2 separate regions of the Homo sapiens genome follow, and region 1 is linked to region 2. A link is a contact called in ENCODE Hi-C or POLR2A ChIA-PET data. All regions are on one chromosome and are shown on one strand. The core of a region is the stretch at or near the end of the contact, and the rest is flanking DNA. Distances in the headings are between cores, read along the strand shown.

What was found. A loop is a pair of places that touch in the nucleus more often than their neighbours do. ChIA-PET counts read pairs that join two places held with the same protein, here RNA polymerase II (POLR2A). Pooled maps may share reads with other maps.
Region 1: a pooled map shows a loop between it and region 2 (2.0-fold over the local background). The contact joins the promoter of ZSCAN26 here to the promoter of HCG11 in region 2. A Hi-C loop is called at or near these places in 1 of 50 pooled maps. POLR2A ChIA-PET finds 5 or more read pairs at or near these places in 3 of 52 experiments (CD8-positive, alpha-beta memory T cell, MCF 10A and activated CD4-positive, alpha-beta T cell).

Annotation. Positions count from the first base shown.
Region 1 is chr6:28,265,697-28,268,503 of GRCh38, reverse strand. ZSCAN26 (zinc finger and SCAN domain containing 26) reads right to left here and starts at 1,361. Exons shown (of 4, transcript NM_001023560.4): 1 at 1,291-1,361. RefSeq lists enhancers at 755-1,319, 1,464-1,523.
Region 2 is chr6:26,520,371-26,523,070 of GRCh38, reverse strand. It overlaps HCG11 (HLA complex group 11), which reads right to left and starts at 1,365. Exons shown (of 1, transcript NR_026790.1): 1 at 1-1,365. TRL-CAG1-7 (tRNA-Leu (anticodon CAG) 1-7) reads right to left here and starts at 1,863; the gene lies at 1,781-1,863. LOC107986583 (a long non-coding RNA gene) reads left to right here. Exons shown (of 4, transcript XR_001744057.3): 1 at 1-1,562. RefSeq lists silencers at 910-1,429, 1,660-2,259.

The sequences.
Region 1 (2,807 bases), core at 112-2,611, 1.7 Mb before region 2:
AGGAGGATATGAAATATTATTATGTCCCTGCTATGCCTGTTACATATAATGGCTGATTATTACCCTTAGGATCAAGTTCAAAACATTTAATATGGTTTACATTGTTTTTTGATCTAATAAAGTACTTTATTTCATCAAATTTGCAATACTCCTTCTTGCTCCTTGGCCCTTCCACAGCTTATTCCTTCTGCTTGGACCACCCTCCAACCCTCCAATTTTCTTCTTGTTAATGCCCACTCACACTTCATGTCTCAGCATAATAAAACAATGAGCCAGGACAACTATACTACATGTTTCACATATATTAATTATTTAACCCTCACACAACCCTATAAAGAAGACACTATTCCTAATTTCTTCGTGCAGAGAAGGAAATTGAGACGGGGAGAGTTGAAGAACTTACACGAGGTACCAAAGCTAAACCTCAGATCTTTTCTCCAGTATCTCTTGCACCCACAGGCCCAAAACCTTGGATTTATATTTGCCTTCTTACTGTCACACCCTACATCTGACCCAGTAGCAAATATTATTGTCTCTATTTTCAAAGCAGATCATAATCTGATCACTGGCTCAAGATATCCTTATCTCCCACCTGAATTACTTGGAATTTTAAAAAATTACTCTTAACTTTTAAGTTTTCTTGATTCCATTCTTGCCCACTTACAATCTATTATCATCATGAGTCTCCAAGTAAAGAAGCTTTAAAACATAAGTCAGATCATGTTTTCTTCTGCTCAAAATCCTCCAAAAACACACACCAAAAAAAGACAAAATTCCTTACACGATACAGTTCTCATTTCCTCTACACTCTTCCTCTCCATACCCCAATCTCTCTGACATCATTCCCTACAAAGGTCGCCTTTGTTCACTGCTCCAACCGCTCTGGTCTCCCCGTTATTCCTCAAATATGCCAAGCAAGCTCCTGCTTTAAGACCTTTGCACTTGCTATTCCCTCTACCTAGAAAGTTCCTGACCGCAAAAGCCACTTAGGTCTTTCCACCCACCTCCTTCAGATTTCTGCTCAAATATTACCTTCTCGGTGGCGCCTACCTTTAATATCTACTTAAAATTGCGCTGAATGGATGAAAAATATGCAGCAGAAGGTTGTACTCTGTTTACCAGATCCACAGCTTCATCACTCTCATAGGCCCCAGGGCCGACACCTCCGCTACGGACCCCGCCCCCTCGGTCGAGGGAAGATTCTCTGCACCCGCCGGGAAGCAGCTGCTCCCTAGGCCCCTAGGCCGCAGTTCCGCCCCAGCCCGGGGCCCAGCTCCAGGGTCCGCTCACCTGGTCAAGGGGCCTCAGAGGACCCAAACGCTCTGAAACAGCGTCTTAGCTCATCGCCGAGTGTCAGCTCTAGCTCTTCGGAGCGCTTTCTTCTCCGCTCTAGGAACGCTGGAGGACCTTGGCTCGATGGTGCTGCCGCTTAGGCATCGCAGAAGGAGACTAACATGGGTGCTGCCTGCTGAGGACGGCTGGGAGGGTCATTTCGTTGTGAGCTAAGATTGTTGGGGTTTTTTTTTTGTTTCTGTTTTTGTTTTTGTTTTCTCATTTTAAAGTGGATGTTTATTTTATTCATGTAAAAACAGGCCAGCTCCGTTGAGTGTTATCACAAACAGCCAACATTTTCACTTTGCTCACATAAATAAAACACACATACTTCGCCATTTTTCGCAATTTAGAAATTCATCAAACACAATGGCAAAAATAATTGTCAAAGTATTTCGAAAATTAAACTAAACAATGGACATACGTTTGGATTGAAAGGTTTAAGGTAAGAAGAAATTAGGGCTATTACTGTGAGAGAAAATAAATCAACAACACTTTGCAATCAATGTAAGTTTCAGGGGGAATAAAAGCAACAGATATCACTTTATCAAAATAAATTCTACAACAGAGAACAGAAATAGTCTCTCTTGCCCACAGTATCACAAACTGGGTTTTTATAGTTTTTGAATAAGATAAACTCTTTGAATGCTTATACATTGCTAGTGGGAATGTAAATTAGTTCTGCCACTGTGGAAAGCAATTTGGAAATTTCTTAAGGAACTTAAAACAGAGCTCTCATTTGACCCAGCAATTCCATTATTGGGTATATACCCAGAGGAATATACTGTTCTACCATAAAGACCATGCATGTGTATGTTCATCACAGCACTTTTCACAATAGCAGAAACATGGAATCAACCTAGATGCCCATCAGTGGTGGACTGGAAAAAGAAAATGTGGTACATAACACCATGGAATATCATGCAGCTAAAAGAATGAGATCATGTCCTTTGCAGCAACATGGATGCAGCTGGAGGCCATTTATCCTAAGCCAATTAACACAGGAACAGAAAACCAAATACTGCATGTTCTTACTTATAAGTGGGTGCTAAACATTCAGTAAACATGAACACAAATGGGAACAACAGACACAAGGACTTCTTGAGGGTGGAGGGTGAGAGGAAGGTGAAGATTGAAAAGTTACCTATAAGGTACTATGCTACCACTTTGGTGACAAAATCATTTGTACACCAAACCCCAGCAGTATGCACTTTATTCATGTAACATACCTGCACATGTACCCACTGAACCTAAAACAAAAGTTGGAAGAAAGAAAAAAAAACCTTTAAAAAATCTGAACAAACTTTTGTGTTTAACTGATCAGTTGACAGAAGCTTTGAAATATCATTAAATATACAAAACATTGTACTGACGTGTAATTTATTCAGTGTTTCAAGCATTGAAATTATCATAACAGAAAAAAAACAACCAGTTTCATTATCACAAGCAGTTATCTTTTCTTCTTAAGTGTCTGA
Region 2 (2,700 bases), core at 116-2,615:
GCACCTCCCCCTCCTCTCTCCTCCCCTGAACTACTGCACAAACACAATGAGTATTACTCAACAGGTGATTTGGCCATTCCCCCCAAAAAACAACATTTCTATGAATTGTAACAAAAAGATATTTACAAAATGTGGTTTTACTACCTCTAATTTTAACATATATCAGACACTTCAGAATATCTAAAAAGAATAGACATTTCAAAAAAGCTTAGCATTGTCAACTACATACATAGTAGTGAGGAAGCGAATGCACACAAAACAATGGATAGAATATGAAAATGTCTTCTAAATATGACCAGTCTAGCATAGAACCTTCTTTTTTTCCTTCTCAGGTCTTCGAGCTCCATGTCATCTAACCCACTGAACAAACGTGAACGTATCGCTTCTAGAGGCCGTCTAACAACTCAGTTTCCAAAAGTCAACTCCGGAAGACATGTATTTTCTATGATTTCTTTTAAACAAATGAGAATTTACAAGATGTGTGACTTTCTAACTCTATCATACGTCGGCAACCTCTTTCCATCTAGAAGGGCTAGATGTGACAAATGTTTTCTATTAAAAGGTTGGGGTGGAGTTGAGAGCAGCTTTTTCATATTATATACACAGGCCTTCCGTAAACGGCCTGTGAATCTTCCCAGAGGATGGAGGGCATTTCCAACGGGCCAAACGTGGCCTGTCATTCTACCATTTGTCTCTTCCGACAGCAAGGTCTGGTAGTACGGAGACCAACCGCCCGATCGCCGCTAACCGTTCCACCCGTCGTCGTTCGGGACTTCGCTCACCTCCCAGGCCCGTTAAGGCCTTTGTCCGTTGTCGTTAGGACTAGGTAGGTCTCGCCCAATGGCGACAGAGTGGTCACCCGGGACCCAGATCTGGCGGCTCCGTGGCCTGAAGAGGCGGCCGAGCCTGCCTGCGTCCCTAGGCCGCCTTCCCGGGCCCTCCATGCCCTAACGCCCTCCGCCGCGCGGCGTTCGAGCGGCCGCCATGCTTCCCGGCACGCTACTCCCGCCGCCACCCAAAGGCGCTGCGTCCAGGCTGCTCGGCGGGGGTTTCGTCCAGGCCCGGCAGGCTTGGGCCGGGAGACCCGACGGCCGGCAGGGTCCGGACTGGGAGAGGCCGCCGCCGCCATCAGTCACCGAGGTAGGGTAGGGAAGAGACGTTCGCCACCGCTTCAAGGCCTGGGCCCAGCCAGTGGGCAGCCACAGCAGAGGCCTCCGGTATCTGCAGGGCAGAGGGCGCGGCCTGTCCCGGGGCGCCCCCTAGCTCACCCGCCGACCCGGGGCCGGAGGGCCTGGAGCGCCCTGGAGGAGCGGCCCGCGCTCTGCGTCTCTCCGCGCTCTCTGCCAGACCGGAACTCTTGCAGTGATTTCTTACGGGGAGTAAGGATGAGGTGGGGAATGAGACTGAAGAAATGGAATTAAAAAGATAACTATAACTAAATAAAGAGGAGCCCTGCAGTAATGTAATGAGCCATGAACTGAAGAGTAACATTTATTCAACTCTGCCTGTGAAGGAGGGAGAGGGAAAGACAACTAGAGACAGAGGAGAAACGGAAAAAGGAGGTGAGATTTCAAAACACCGGTAGGTTCTGAAATTATTTTCGGAGTACAGAGTACTTTTTGCTGTCCTTGGAGTGGCTAATAAAAACAAAGAGTGCTTTTATTCCGGAACTCGGAAAATTTATTTTTTAAAAAGAGAGAAGACCATGTCACAAAGAGCAGGTAGGAAAACGTAGCGTAAACTTAAACTCGATTTGTGTCTAAATACTAAAAGTACGAACTGTCAGGAGTGGGATTCGAACCCACGCCTCCAGGGGAGACTGCGACCTGAACGCAGCGCCTTAGACCGCTCGGCCATCCTGACGCGCTTATGCTACATTGTGCTCAGGACTCACTTCTGTCTCTTGTCTAAACGCTATTAGTTCCCCATCCACCAGCCGCCCCCCTACCCCATGTCCCCACCCCCGCCCACCCCCTTGTTGTTCTTTTTCTCAAGATATGGGCATTCCTGGGTTAAAAGGTAAGCCGCCTCTCCGCGAACTGCCTCGGACGGCGCTGCATAGGACCGGTTGTCCGGGCCACAGAGCGGCGTCTCCCGAGTGAACGCCGAGTCACTCCCAGGCTGCGCGGGGAGGGCTGCGGCGGGTGGGGCGGCGGGCGAGGGAGGGCGGGTCGGGGTAGGGGGAGCGGGACGGGGGCGGGGGCGTGGGAGGGGCGGGGCGGGCGTGGGAGGGGCGGGGAGGGGGCGGGGCGGGCGTGAGCCAGCCCAGGGCCGAGTGACTAAGGCGGAAGACGGCGATGGCGCTCTGCTCTCAACTGAATTCTAGTTAAAATAATGGCAATCCTGTTGAACTCAACATTACTAGAATACCTGGCTTAAATTTACACTTAATTCCCAGGAAGTTTTAGGCTTGCTCCAGTTTTTGCTGGAACAAGGTGCTCGCTAATCCTTCTCCTTTGCGTTGTGCTGCAAATCTCCCAGCACGTGGTTACCCTTGGCAGGGCCGGTGGAGGGGACAGGAGCGTGGGAAGCCTGGCTTGTCTTGCCTCTCTGTCGGAGTTTATGGAGGATTTGCGCACTTTTCGGTGTGGATGTTATACTGTAATAAAAACTTTAAAAAGCAAAAGCAAAAACAGCAACAACAAAAATGGGGAGTAGCTTATGTATTTTACTAAACCTGGCGCAGCGGGTACTTGATAG